Regions from separate parts of the Homo sapiens genome. Here region 1 is linked to region 2. Evidence: read pairs that join two places in POLR2A ChIA-PET (ENCODE). Cell type or tissue: OCI-LY7. All regions are shown on one strand. Region 1 overlaps SSBP2 (single stranded DNA binding protein 2). Region 2 overlaps SSBP2 (single stranded DNA binding protein 2).

What was found. ChIA-PET counts read pairs that join two places held together with the same protein. Peaks named below come from ENCODE experiments on the same cell type or tissue, not always from the same donor. Only the 100,000 strongest peaks of a DNase experiment are listed, where the experiment ranks them.
Region 1: POLR2A ChIA-PET joins it to region 2 with 5 read pairs; 2 of 35 experiments call an interaction of 5 or more read pairs at or near these places.

What each region holds. Positions count from the first base shown.
Region 1 is chr5:81,605,787-81,613,786 of GRCh38, reverse strand. The region is part of intron 4 of SSBP2 (single stranded DNA binding protein 2); the gene reads left to right. Among named protein-coding and RNA genes, the nearest start is that of SSBP2, 140 kb to the left of the region's middle. In OCI-LY7, a CTCF peak has its summit at 121; a DNase peak (open chromatin) is centred at 3,756.
Region 2 is chr5:81,737,705-81,745,704 of GRCh38, reverse strand. All of the region lies in intron 1 of SSBP2 (single stranded DNA binding protein 2), which reads left to right. Among named protein-coding and RNA genes, the nearest start is that of SSBP2, 9.4 kb to the left of the region's middle. In OCI-LY7, no CTCF peak of the experiment used is centred here; no DNase peak of the experiment used is centred here.

The sequences.
Region 1 (8,000 bases), 130 kb after region 2:
GGGTACCCCATCTCATCTTTTCCTTATACTAAGAGATGCGTGCCTTGATTTGGCCTGTCAGTCACGGGAGATATTGTCTCCACTAATTTTGACAACTAGATGGCATTAGAGAGTGCCAGTGTTCTACTCTTAAAGGAGATACAATATTTGATAGCCTACATTTTAAGAAATTAATCATATAAATACTTTTCCAAAATTGCATTCTGTAGAAAGATGTACCCTACTGTTCAACATGGAGATCTTAAGGGGAAAAGTGAACTAATTTAGCAGCTCTTTCTAAAAGCCTTGGATAAATGATCATCGTTGTCATCGTCACTTTCATCATCATCATCATCTTGCATTCATAAGACACTTTGAAAATTTCAAAGTATTCACACTTATTAGCTTTAGAAATACACTTAAATAGGTTTTGGAAATGAGCATTAGCCAGAGGTAGGAGTAAAATTCGAGTAGATTTTAAAGGAGGAACAACCCCTTACTGTGTAATTTGGTCCTTGGAAAATATAGTTTAGAAAAAAAATCAGTATTTGAATTTTATAATTCATTATGAATATTAGCACATTGTGTCAGATGTTTAATTTTAATTTAAATATTAGTTTTAAGAGATTTGATTTATTCTTGGATGCCATTTTTATTACATCTTAAAACCAATTTCTTTTCATGGTAATACATCTCTGATTTGTTTTTTAATTGGAGGCTGGTGAAAAGATAGAGTTTGACCTACATGATTTTATATTACAATTGGATTTTTAAAAATACATTAATTTCTTTTATGGTAATTTTCATGAATAGGATTTCCTAAATTCTTAATAGTAGATAATTTCTGAAAATGATTAACAAATTTATTTCTAACATGTAAATATAATAGTTTGAAAGACTTGGGGAAGAAAATGGAAAACACAGGAACAAACAATAAGATTTTGGTAAAATTCTAGAATGTTATATTCTGCATTTGAGTTTATTACAGAATTACTTCTATAATGGTAATTAATATGTTTACCTACTGAATTTTAAAATACTTTAATAATTTAAAATAAAGTACTCAAGAAAGCATTCTAAAAAATACTTTCTTCAGTAGCTGCGTTTTTAGCGTTAAAAATGTTCACTTGCATGTATAAATGTTTAAAATTAGTCTTATTATTTTATAGTTACTTCTTATCTATAAGATTGAATGAATATTGACACATAAACTACTTTTTAAAAGAAATACTGGAGGCATAATGAGGTAAATAATGAATAATTCTGTTAATTTAAAATAGGCCAAAATGTTAAAATGACTATCTTTTGATATTGGGATAATGCATGATTTTTATTTTTGTCTATGTATATTACTGTATTTTCCAAATATCTGCAATTATTAATTATTTCACATTCAGGAAAGTTACTTTAAAACAGATTAAATTTCACCTTTCAGTTAGTTCTAATCACTCTTCTGAGATGGGAAACTAAAAAACTTAATGAAATAAAATTTAAATTTACCATGTTACATGCACAGGCATTTAGCATTTCTTATGAAAGACATCTGTTGTTTTTTGTATGTGCACATATTGAGAGACATCCATAAACTGAATAGTTGTAATTTTCAGCCATTCTAAAATTTATTTTTAACCACGTTACTGAGGTATGATTGACATACAAAAAGCTGTACATATGTAATGTGTAAACTTGATGTGTTTGGAAATTAGTATGCACCCATGAAACCATCATCACAACCAATGCCATAAACTTATCTGTCACCTCCAAAAGTTCTCCCCTTTTTGCTTTATTTTTTCCCTTTTGTGGTAAGAGTACTTAACATAAGATATACCCTCTTAAGAAATTTTTAAGTACACAATACAGTATTGTTAATCATATGCCCTATGTTGTACAATGGATCTCCAGAATGTATTTATCTTATAAGACTAGAATTTTACATAGATATGGATTTCTGAAATCCATGAAGAAATAAATGAAGAAACTAATGTGGAAAAGAGAGAAACAGAACAGGATGACTTTATTTAAAGTTCATTTTATTGTAAAAATAATATATATTTTTTCAAAGTATGTATTTTAAACATCATAAGCACCCTTCTCTCACTGAAATATTTTTAAATTATAATCCAGTTTCTGGTAAATGTGAAAAGATGATAATGGAAAGATCTTTATTCCTTACTATTTTCATGCTGATGTTACACTGCCTGTGATTGCTGCCAATAGTATCAAAAAATTTAAAAAACATGATATTCTTTCAAAAATAGCATGCATTTTTAACTTACAATTGGAGATGTAAAATTCATAAAATTTATAACTTACTATGGGAGATGTAGAAATCATAGAAAATAAGTTAAAGATTTTTTTAAGTAAAAGTGTATCTAAATACCTTAGATTTGTAGAGTCATATTTTTATAGCCACTTGTTTACTTTTTATCCAGCTTCATTTAAAATGATTGTATTTTGGCAACTTGGAAAAGTGAATATATCTCTTACTTTTATTCTTTTCCCTTTGATATGAAGGAAAGAAACAAAAAATCATTAGCAAAACTCATCTTTCACTTACCCGAAACTATAGATTTGAATTATTATGTTGTCTTGTTTTTGATGGGGGTTGACAACTGAGATTAGAGGTTTATATCTTTTTTAAATAAATAAAAGCCTCACAATTTCAAGTACTATGTCTTTGATGGAATGTATACTATGAGATAAGTAATAGTTACTTAGCCAGAAATAATGGATAGAGCTATAATGATGTGACACTCTATTTTGTGCTCACAAGACTAGGTTATCTGTTTTTGTTTCTTTGTTTGTTTGTTTTTGAGACAGAGTTTCACTCTTGTTGCCCAGGCTGGAGTGCAATGGTGTGATCTTGGCTCACCACAACCTCCGCCTCCCGGGTTCAACCGATTCTCCTGCCTTAGCCTCCCAAGTAGCTGGGATTACAGGCCTGTGCCACCATGCCCGGCTAATTTTTGTATTTGTAGTAGAGATGGGGTTTCTCCATGTTGATCAGGCTGGTCTGAAACTCCCAACCTCAGGTGATCTGCCCACCTCAGCCTCCCAAAGTGCTGGGATTACAGTTGTGAGCCACCACGCCTGGCCTAGGTTATCTATTTTCAGACTTCATGAAATGTCTATAGATTTTGTTGCATTTATTTTTAGTGTTAATTTCTTTTATTCTACATATACGTCATATGCTTTCCATTGTCTCTTGGGTTTAAAATCACAAATGACTACTCCTATAATACAAGGAATTATTTGCAGCCAGCCACAGTAGATAGTTCTTATCAGTTCCCAAAGATCAGGTGCTTTAAACTCTCTAGAAGGAAAGACTCAGAATCTCTTGTAAAAGAAGGTACAGATATTTTCAAGGTGGATTTAAAGGTTTTCTTACCAAGTCAAACTTACCTTAAAAATGTATATATTTGTTAATATCTTTTTAAAGAAGACAAGGGCACAACTACTAACAAATGTAACTATGCTGTAGGGGAGGATTATCCTTGAGGGAAGTGATTTTGGTAGACATAATTTAGGATCATTCTTCTGACACAGGATTTTTCTCAGTCACTTTGCAAGCTGGGGACCTCTGGCTGGTGATGCCACCTCTCCCCCCAGTCTTGCTCAGCCGTGCTGCCTGCCGCAGGAAGCAGTCCACCCACTCGGCCCACCTACACACCAGCTCAGTCTGTGGCTGGGCTGGGCATGCCCCAGCCCGACTGTGTTATAGCTTATACCTGCATTTGGCGGTTCTTGAGTTCTTGTCCCGCATCCAAGAAGAATGAGGATACACTAACAATTGAAGGGTGAGAAGGGCAGAGAAGAATTTTGTTGAGCAATGAAACAGTTCTCAGTGGAGAGAGTATGCAAGGGTGGTTGAATACCTGGAATCGGGTGGTTTCTCTCCCAGTGTGGCTGAGCCCAGGGCTTTTATGGGCTCAGAATAGGGGAATGCATTCTGATTGGTTTGTGAGTATGCAAAAAAGGTTAAAACAAAGACACCACTGAAAGGTGGGCACAACAGTGTAAAAAACCAATTAGGGAAGGGTAGGTGTATGTAAAATAGTTGAATGCTGAGGATCAAACAGAGAAAAATGTGCCAAATGGGAAGACAGCTTCTCAATCTAGTCTGTGGGTTTGACCTTTAGCTTGGCTTTCAGGCTTTAAACTGTCTTTGGCTTGGAGGTGGGGTTTCACCAGGGATGCACTGTCACTTCTATCATTTGTTTATTAACTTTTTTTGAATACCTATTTATGTACAAATTACTTGGATTGAAGCTATGGGAGGTGCAAAGATTTATAAAAATTTCTCCCTTTAGGGGTTCATAATCTGTTTGGAAAGGTATACGAGCTGTGTACATCAAGAGTTAACTGCTATGAGTGTAATACAGATAATAACCCTATACTGTATAGGTTTAAATGCTGCAAATGTGCACTGGCTTTTGAATGATGACTAGGATTTGGATAAGACAAGTGCTGGGGAAGGTGTATCAGAGAAACTGGATGAAGTTGGAAAAATATAAGGTATATTTAAGGAACACTAAGCTGAGCTGTTTAACTAGAGTAGAAAAATCAAACACAGTATCAGTGCTTAGCTAACAGATGGTAGAATTTTAAAACTGCAAGGAGATTGTGAAATTATCCCACTGAAAAGCAGTTTCATGCTGAAGTCCCTGAATTCCTGGAGCATTGTAGAAGGGCCATAGATCGTGCCTAGGAATGAGAGAACACCCAATCATAGAGGTTCTTGGCCTCCTTCTCTTTTAACCAAAGCATTTCAGTTCTCCTCTATCCAAATTCCTTCTATTTTCTCTTTCTAATTAAATTGAATCTCTATATAATTAGTTACCCATGACATAAATGACTCTTCTTTTTATCCTCTTTATTCTTCTTTACCTCCAACTAGTTATCAAAACTTCCAAATCATTGCCTGAACACTGTCTTTTCCTCTGTAATCCCACTTTGGATGCCTTAGGTAACGTCTTCATCATTTCCAAAAGCATTAAAATAGCTATTTCTGCATCTGACTCAAACCCCCACCCCCATTCTAGAATTCTCAAGGGTTCTTGGTTAACTCTTGAGTAATAATTTTCATTAAAAAAATCTTTTATTCATTTACAACATCTCAATCCATTACAGTTCAAAAACTTTTAAAAAGTTTGAAAACTGCTTATTTTAGTCATTTGAATAGATAAGAAATCTGGTACCTGGAGAAGTTAAGGACATGTCATTGTTTAAAGACTGAGTGTGGTTTAACCATGAAAATTTAGGTTTTCCAAATTCTCATTAGTACTTTTCCAACTACACTGGATGAAACTTTTGCTTCATCTGCCATAGTCATTTTTTAGCATATTCAAAAAATAGGAAATTATATTTTAGGATGGTGAATCTGAGGGCATGATGAGGACTGAAGAAAGGCAAGGATTAAAGGCCAACACAGTTAGGAGGCTATTCTAATAGTGTTGATATACGCTGAAAATTCAGCCCCTGAATTAAAATGGTGACAAATAAAATGGAAAATAATGAATGAGAATGAAGAAGAAAAGAGACTGTCTAGTTGTAAGTATTGAGGAAGAGAGAAAAATTAAAAATAATTTGTAATTAATGTGGCTGATGATATGGGACTTGTGATATGCTTAGCAGAAATCTGAAATTAGGGAGGAAGAACATAGAGAAAGTGGATTAAGGGATAAGAGTGGGTTAAATTAATGAAGTAGTAAAGATAAAATAAGAATTGAGGCCTGGGGATAGAAAGGTGTGAAAAAGGCTCACATTTAAGGAGTAATAGGAAGGAAGAGACTAGCATGAAAACAAGGGAAAATACAACTTGGTGAGAAGTAAATACTTACCACACTAGGTAGACTGACTTGGATAGCATAACTGTTATGTTCTGTAACCCAGTACATTTCCCAAAGCTGTTCACTGTTTCAGAATGCTTCCAGCTCGAACTCTGCATCCCAAGGCAACTAATTTGTTTGGTGTGAACATAGTATCTTGAGTACCTAAGATATTCAAAAGCTGTTTGTGGTTGTTGAAGCAAGACTTGAGACTCAAACTATGTCAATGGCTGAATGATTTTTGTAGGGCACAATTTCATTTTAGAAAGTAGTCAAGTATTGTATAAGGGGGACAACTGGATTCAAATTTAGGAAAAAAAATTAAATGGACTTAAATGATCCATGGCTTCTTCCAGAAGTTTTGGAAACTTAGATTAATAGGTAGGGAAATCTCTCAACATATTAGCCCTTTCTTCAATGTAGCTATGTTTTAGCAAGCATGTATTGAATTACCAGTTAAGAGCAGTGTAAAAATTCTCATACCTTAGGGAGGTAAGCATATTTAAAGCCTGTAAAAATACATCATGTTCAATTTGATAGCCTAGTGGTTTGTACTTAATTGGCACTCAATAAATATTTGATGAAAGAATGGCTGGATAAATGAAAGAATGTACATTCTTCAGGCATACTATTTCTGAATGAGATGCCCCCAATTCTGCGGGAACATTGTACCACTCTTACGTGATTCTTTCAGTATTACTTCTTGCTTTCCTTTGATTATTATCTTGTCCTGTTTATCACCTTAGCTCATCCCTCATTCTCATCATTATCCTATTTTTGCCATTCCTAAGATAGATATGAGAAGGGAAAATAAAGGAAAATATCTTAGAAATGAGGTCATATTATAGTTTTTATTATGGACAAAAGCCCAAATACATAAAGGAAATAGGAAGTCTTCAGATATCACAAAATGACTTCTATCTTCTTTACAATAGTACACCTTAATTCAGCGTGTATATTAGAAACTATGGGGATATTTTCCATATGCAAATCTTATCACAAATCTTATCATAGCTGTAATACACAAGGCTGGCTTTTTACTTTTTGCTCTAGCCTGGAATATCCTTGTGAAACAACATTGGGAACTTGCTATAAGTTAATTCTGTGGAACCTGTTTTATCATGGGCCACCTACCTATATAGCCTTATCTTTTCCAGACCAGGAATATAACCACTGATCTTTTCTTTCCATTGTCAATTTTTCCTCTCACAGGCCTACGCCTTTCTTTTTGTGTAGGATTCTAACTTCATTCACTACAGAGAAATACAAGAGGTAGCAATAACACTGGGAAGGCTAAAGAGGATTGGGAATCTCAACAAAATTTTACATTTGGAATATAAATGGAAGCTACCTGTTTTTGTCTCCACATTCACATTCTTATTTATTTAGGAAGTTATGGGGAGAGTCAAGTGGGTGGGGCATTGTAAGTTCCCAAGTCATTGTAAGAATGATTTAGAATATATTCTTGCTTAATTTCTATCTTGTCTGGATGAGCGTTCAGACATCTTTGAGTTCAGACCAAGATAGGATTGACCTGACACCACTGCTAGGTCTGGTAGAACTTGTGGTTTCCTTGGAACCCTCTTACTTTCTAAATGGTCTCTGTGGGAGGTCACAATGAATGGGAGGGCACTTTCCTAGCTGACCTCAGAGGTTCTCCCAGCTATTCAGCTGCCTTTTACTGCGTAGTTTTCATCAGCTTTTCACTTGCTGGGTCTTTCAGACTAATTCTACCTTTGAGAGAAACTAGGCTTTTGTGTTGCTGAATGTTTGGGTTTAGTTTCCTCAGTGCCTGTGAGGTTTTAATAGCAGGTGTTACTTAGGGAACTTTCCTGCTTTTTAATACTAGTTTCCTTCAGTTACTCTTAGCCAACTCCTAGATTTTCCTGGATCAAAATTGTGCATCTAGTTGGATGAATTTCTCTTTCTTATCTGAGAGATGCTCATTTCCAGAATAAAATGATTCATGCCTTTCCTCAGGGACCAACCTGTTTGGGTCTATTTCCCAGATACTCTTTGAATCTGTTCTCAACCGTTTTTCCCCCATTTAAATTCTGTTAAACAGTAGTCAACCTTAACAATTTCCACCAGTGGGAAAAGTTAGGTTTTCTTCTAATATTTCTGCTTCTGCCTCTGAAAGCTCTCCCATCATTCAGGGGAAAAAACAAGCTCTGCGTCTATAGTGAGTACTAT
Region 2 (8,000 bases):
ACTAGGAATATATAATTTAAAAATAGGATTTCAAAATTATTTTGGAACACATGAGGTTATTCTCTATTATTGTGTGTATGTTATTGCTTTGCCATTGGTGTGGGAATTACAGATTATATATTTGCATGCTAGTGACATGTGAGCCTCTGTAAGCGTATGCTAAAATATTAATTTTATTAAGAACTTACTGTTTCTGAAAGGGTGGACTTAAAATAGCATTGGAGCAATAGAATAAGATTCATTTGTTAATATCTGAAGCGTTTGGAATATAAATAATATTCCCGATTTTAAACATTTGATCAAACTTTGTGTATTTTACAAATGTAGCATGTATTCATGCAAGGTTTTGTTAACGTATGTATATAACCTAGCATAACTTGGACTGTGAGAGTTACTTGACTATTAGATTAAAACCCTATACATACTACAAAAGGTGAGCTGAAGGGTGGTCCACCAAGATTAATGTCTTGCCTGTTTTCAGTAGTTAGAGAAATAGCAGAGGCTCTTCTTCTGCAACCTATTTTATTCTTTGTGTGAGGACATTAAAAAACAAGTGGAAATATGGACTGCCTGGGGAAGAATAGAGTTTTTCCAGATAACTTTAACATTTCTGATTGGTCATAATTGGTAAATGGTAATTTTTGTCATGTAAGTTAATAGTTAAGAATTTTTGAAAAATGGAACTGTTAATGTTTTTCTTATAATTATAGGACCAAAAATTCATCTGGACTCAAATCAGCCTGGGCAGTCTCAATGCAGTGGCATAATTAATATTTATTTTTTTGTTCTTTTTTTTAAAGACAAACTTCAGTTGGTGTCATTTCTTTAGAAATGACAAAACTACTCTCATCTTTTTCCTTTAAGAATGTTAATTACATTTCATGTATGACCCTAAACAGCTTTCAGACAATAATGAGCCATTGTAACATTTTAAATCACAGTTCAGCTAGAGTGAGTGTAAACGAATGACCTGGCAATCTCCTATTTTTGATCTTCTCTGTTAATTTTGCTTCATGGCTATAATGTCAAACAAGTAGTTCAGCACAGAAAAAAAATTGTAGAGGCTAAAATATAGCCCTTTGTTTTTTTTTTTCTAGTTTTAAATATTTTTGTAATTGTAGGTGTTAAAGAGTATGGTTGTAATTACGAATATAGCTTTAATTTTTAATTAGCTTTAAATCTATAGCATATTAAAATACTGATGAAATATTTGTAAAGGCAAGAATAATAGATGAAAATATATGTAGCTCTGTCCATGTAAGTTGGGTGAGGAATTGATGACAGAAAAAGGCTCTTACCTGAAATTAATATGATTTATTTTAGTGATCTGATATTTGTCTGATTCTCCTTTTATTTGTCTATTTTAGATGAGAAAAAACCAAGAGCTACTTTATTAATGGAAGAAATCTAAGTAAATAAATTATTCTTTTAAAAATGATCTCATTTTAAATAGGATTAAAGTGAATATTTTTTGTAAAATAACAAAATCCTAAATAGTATATAAAGAGTTTGTGTTTTGTCATAGAAAATTATTGCTTAACATTAACAGCAGTGCTATCATTTGAGTATCTTGTTTGTTTGGCACTTGTCTGCATTATCTCATTTAATCCCCTCAAATCCAGTAGGCTGTAGGTACTGTTTTCTCTTAATGTTATGGAAGAAACAGGCTTGAGTTTATTAGGCTTTTGGCTTCAGGTATCAAAACAGGAGACAGAAAACAGCTTAATTGATCAGGTTTAAAAGTAAATCTCACATAACAGGATGTCTAGAAGTGGTAGTGTAAGAGTTCATTCATTGAGTCAAGAACATCAGGGTTCAGGATCGGCTTCTTTGCCATCCTCATGGTCTTCCTCTCATGAATGTAGCATGGCTGCCTCGGGTTCCCAGCATCACTCCCTTACACACTCAAGTGTAAAGGCAGGAGGAAGGACAGGGTTTTTCTTTCTTTGTGTCTCACCAATCAGGGAGGAAAACTTTTTATTGAAGTTGCTTAGGAGACATCTTCTTATCCCTTATTAGAGAGAACTACAGAATTTCTTCCTGTAAACAAATTATGCTAGATATAATGGGATTACCATAATTGGCTCACGTGAACTACCTAAACAAAACTTGGGATCTTTAGCAAGGAAGATGTATCTTGAGGATATAGGGAGAATAAAATGAGTCCCTGCTTTCATGAGACTTTGAAGGTTGAAGGAGAAATATATAATAATAAGCAAATAAATGTACTAGGCAACTTCAAATAGTCATATATACTATAAAAATAATAAAATAGTGTGATGTAGTGTAGAGAATGACTGGGAGGCTATGCTAGATTGGGTAGTCGGGAAGGTTCTTGGAGGAGAGGACATTTCAACGGAGAACTGAAAGAATCAGCCATAGAAAGACCAGGTTACAGTATTTCAGGCATGTCTAAGCTACTATTGAGGAAACCTTAGCATCAACATAATTGCTCAAGGATATGTTAAATATGAGTGAAAATTGGGATGAAGAAGCCATACTTGCCTGGTTTTGTTTTTAAAATGGAGGAATTGGGTGTTGGGTTCAGTTTATCTGATCTTCCTAGATAATAGGATTGATATCTTTTATCTTTCAAACCCTAAGGATAAACTTGTTCTGAAGGACAGTGGGGCTTTTATAATGATGATTATAGAAATAACTAAGATTTGTTGAACACTTACAGTATACTGGGTTAACAGAGGTTGGTACAATTGGCGTAATTATTTCTCCTAAACCTTCTAGATTGGATTGGATACTCTCATAGCAGACTTTTTTCTTTTTCATATTTATTATAAATAACAAATTATTTGTATTATTATTTTTTTGAGATGGAGTTTTGCTCTTTTGCCCAGGCTGGAGTGAAGTGGCGCAATCTCGGCTCTCTGCAACTTCCACACACCCCCCAGGTTCAAGCGATTCTCCTGCCTCAGCCTCCCTAGTAGCTGGGATTACAGGCATGCACCACCACACTTGGCTAATTTTTGTATTTTTAGCAGAGAGGGAGTTTCACCATGTTGGCCAGGCTGGGCGCGAACTCCTGACCTCAGATGATCCACCTGCCTCAGCCTCCCAAAGTGCTAGGATTACAGGCATGAGCCACTGAGCCCGGCCATTTGTGTGATGTTTAATGCCTCATCTTCCAGTTAGATTGGAAGCTCCATAAGAGCAAGGACCATGGTGTCTTCCTTACCGTCATATTCCCACTGCTTAGCACAGTGGTTGCAAGGTTTGTGATTATGTATTTGTGGAATAAATGAGTTAAGGATGTAATGAATTGGAAATATGTCACAATAGTCTATCACCGTATCTAGCTGATTTTCTCCCCAATACTCCTAGTATTTGGTATAAGAATTAATGTAATTTCTAAAAAATACTTTTCTATAATATGGGCATTTAGTATTCTTTCTTTGAATTTCAGGACTATGGAAGATTATATTATGATGTGTGTATATTTTTAATGTGAATTTTTGACAGAATTTTTTCATTTTCTTTGTGTTAAATTTAATATAAATGAAATTGTACTTTATAGTTTTCAAAATATTTTAATGTATAGTATTTTGTTTTACTTAAGTCACATTATAATCGTATGAGCTGGGTGGTATCTCCATTGACTAGCAATATTTATAAGTGGAAATTGACTTATGCAGCTAGGGTAATACAGATAATATGTGGCAGACCTGAGCCATATTTAGAGTTTTTTCGTTCCAAGGTCAGTGTTCCTTTCATTATGCTACAGCTGCCTCTTTTATAATGAGAGATTCATATATATTTAAGGTTTAAGTGTGGATTTGATTCAACAGAGAATCATAGATTAGATGATAGTTAAAAGTTTATGTCAGTACTTTCATTAAACAAAAAATATTGTTACAGTGTGTTAAACACAATCTGTAAAATTACTTAACTCTAAAAGTGCCACATCATGAGTGAAAGCTGATTTTTGTTTGAAATCCTTATGCTTTTGTAACATAAGTGGATAGGTACGGGACTTAGGATAGTTTTGGGCTTTTAATTTGTGAAGACAGGCTAATTTTTATCAGTGAACTCTTCTCTATTCCTTTGCCATTTAGCTTCAATTTGGAGTGCTGGGTTAGGGGGAGGGAAAGGTAAGGTTTTTTCGCTTTTATACCTCTCTCTAACAAGGGAGGAAAAGTCTTTCAGTATGAATTATTGAGAGAATATTCTTTTTCTTTTTTAATGTGGTAATATATATATAACCTAAAATTTACCATTTTAACCACTTTTAGTTGTACAGTTCAGTGGCATTAAGTACGTTCACATTATGGTATAGCCATCACCGTTCTCCATCTCTAGAACTTTTTCATGTTTCCAGACTGAAACTCTGTACTCATTAAACAATCACTCCCCACTCCCGCCTTCTATGTGCCCTTGACAACTACCATTCTATTTTCTGTCTCCAAGAATTTGACTATTCGAGGTATCTCATATAAGTGGGATCATATAGTATTTGTCTTTCTGTGGCTGGCTACTTTTGATAGCTTAATCCCTATAGCAACTTCGTAAAGTAGATATAATCCCCATTTTACATATGGGGAAACTGAGTCTCAGAGGTTTTATATTTTGTCCAGGGCCACAGAGTAAATTGTATAGTCTGGATTCAAACTCAGGTTTCTGACTGCACTGCCCATTTTAACTATTTTGACTCAGTGTGTTTCATCGCTTAACATGGCGGAAAAATTGTAATGGAAGTTGTGGGAGGTGGCATGAGGATGGGAGGGGAATGTGCATATTCATCATTTTTAGTTGGGGTGGGAGGCAATAGAGGTTAAGAAGTTAAGGGAAGAGTAGAAGCATTTTATAGCTGCTAAAAAGGTGGATAGTATTATAGGTACCAAAAGTGCCCCACAGATAGCTACAAATTCTTTAGCTGGTATCTGAGATTTAACAACATGGATGTAGGTGCTCACCAGAGAGGAAGATGCCAATTAAGAACTCAGGTTATAATTTCAGATAGAGCTGTTTCTCATTCTGTAACCAGAGGCAGAGTAATCCGGCATAAGTTACTTTAAACTTTGGAGTCAGGAATATGTGATATTTAGGAAAAAAGGATCCTGTAATTATGAGTCTCTTTTGTTGTCTCTTCCAAGCAGCGTATGGCCTATTGGGCTTTTTTTGGACAAGGGCACCTGAGAAGCTCCGTGTGATACAGGAGCAGTAGTACAATCATATTGGTTCTATTACCTAGTCATTTCTGTAATACTGGCTATTAGAAAAAATAGAAATAATTTCTTTGTTTTATTTTTTTCACATCATTATGTGCTATTTGTCATTTATAATTGGATTGAAATTATTTGATGATTATACATTATCAGTATATTTAAGCGCTAGCTATCCTGGGAAGCTATTAAGGTGTTTTGGTACATTCTTTTTTTTTTTTTTACCCTGGATTAAACTTAGTGACTGATACTGTATTCCTTCACTTAGAAATATTGTAATGGAAAAACTTGAGTGAGCTTTCTTGCTATCAGATATATTACACATACATATACACACATGTGTATGTGTGTATATCTTGAGAGTAGTTTTCAGGTAGGAGTTCATCTTGGGAATGACTTAGTAATTTTGAATTCAAATTTTACTGAGTCAATTATATAAGTGAGTTGGACTTACGAATTCAGGGCCAGAAAGATTAGAGTATAAGCAAGTTTTTACTGAAATATTAAAGGTTGTTGATGCTTTTCTGTAAGATAGGAGTATAATCGACAAGAGTGATCATTGACAAGATAACATAGCAAGTACTGGCAAAAATGCTGCTAGTTGACAAAATGCTTTTGTGTTTGTATTAGGTCCCCAGCAGAATAGCAGAATGGCTCTCTTAAAGGGTTAATTGTATGGAATCATATAGAATTGTACAGAATAATAATTGTATATAGAATAGCGTAAGAAAGTAGGGCTTCTTAAAAAGCTGGATTTTGCCAAAATAGCATTTAAAATGTTTTTAAAACTTGTTAACTATTTTATAGTGTAAATGTATATATATATTTTATGAGATGGGAATCATATTTATTCTATCTCCCCACTCCGTTATTCATTAAAAAAATGTTAACCGTCTGTTATATGTCAGCCTCTGTTGAGCCTTCCTGAGTCAGATCTTAATAACCTGGCAATCTCTGCCCATCAGGAACTCCCCATTCAGAGGGGCCTCACTATCAGCCACTACCACACTGGGTAGCAAGCACTATAATGGGTATGCAGAAGGTTCTGTGGGATTCCTGAAAAAAAGCATTGAATCTAGCCTAGGGCTGTGAGAGTGTCAGGAAATATTTCTAAGAGGATGTTTATTGAAAGGCTAGCATTAGTCAAAGTGGAAGATGGGGCAAGTAAAGAGTATTTTAGCCAGAGAGAGAATCATGTACAGCAACATGGAGGCATTAAAAGGTATGATATAGTTGGTGAACTGCAGTAAAGTTGGTAGGGATAAATCTGGCAGATTAAATACGAACTATTTCAAGAACAGCCTTAAATGACAACTTGACCTAGGAGATAAACAATTTTTTTTTTTTTTTTTTTTTTTTTTTTTTTGGAGATGGAGTCTCACTCTGTCACCAGGCTGGAGTGCAATGGTATGATCTCGGCTCACCGAAACCTCCACCTCCCAGGTTCAAGCGATTGTCCTGCTTCAGCCTCCCAAGTAGCTGGGACTACAGGCGTGCACCACCATGCCCGGCTAATTTTTGTATTTTTAGTAGAGATGGGATTTCACTATGTTGGCCAGGCTGGTCTCGAACTCCTGACCTCGAGTGATCCACCCACCTCAGCCACCCAAAGTGCTGGGATTACAGACGTGGGCCACTGTGCCCGCCCTGAGATAAGCAATTTTAAGCAGAAAAGTTACACCATCTGAGGTGCATTTTAGAAGAATCGTTTTGGAAATCATATGGAGCATGGAGTAAAGGGGGAGGTAGATCCATTAGGAAGCGATTGCTATAACAATACAAATGCTTATAGCGTCATCATTTTTCTACACCAATGCAGTGGTCATTTCAGGATGTAGAATAGATCAGACTTGGTGGCCTAAGTGTGAAAATTAGGATTTTTAAAGATGGCTGCAATTGTTGGTAGAAGTTTTAGTCACAGACTTTGGGATACAGGAGGAGGAACAGGTAATTTTAAAGGTGTAAGGAGGAAGATGATGAGTTTAGTTTGAGATGCCATTAAGACCTAGCGATGGAGAAGTTTGGGAGGAACTTGGATATGTAGCTTTTGAGTTCCTGGAAGAAGTCTAGGCTGGAGATACAGAAATGAGAAAGGATAAGTGTGAGGAAACTAAGGCTTTAATAGGATAAGTAATTTAGCTGAAGTACACATGTTAGAGCTGAAATCTGAACTCAAGGTTTAGTTTATTATTTCTCTCTTTAAAAAAATAGCGTTATTGAAATCTGACATTCATACAGAAAAGTGCACATATCCTAAATGTGTAAATTTGATGAGTTTTCGCAAACTGAACACACCAGTGTAACCAAGTACCCACATCAAGAAAAAGAACATTACCAGCACTCTGGAAGCTTCATATGTGCTACCCATCTTGCTTGATTTTTAACAGCATAGATCAGTTTTGCTTGTTTTTGCTACTAATGTATGGCCCATTTGGTTTTGCATCTTGTATCATTTGAAGGCACGAAATAGGGATAAAGCCATTCTTCTTGGGAATGTGCAGGGAGAAAGTGTGAGGAAATCAGAGATGGAAGTTCGGGGAATATTTAAGGTATAGGTGGAATGAGAGTTTGAAATTGAGATTGAAAAGAACGGAGACATATGAGGGAAACGCATAAAGGACTGACATTAGCAGAAATCAAGGAAAGGGAGTTTTGAGAATGGAAGGGTGAGTTACCATGCCAGATTTGTAGAATGAACAAGAAGGTTAAACAGGGCTGAGTTTTTTGTTTTTTTTTTTTTTTTGAGATGGAGTCTCACTCTGTTGCCCAGGCTGGAGTGCAGTGGAGCAATCTCGGCTCACTGCAAGGTCTGTCTCCCGGGTTCAT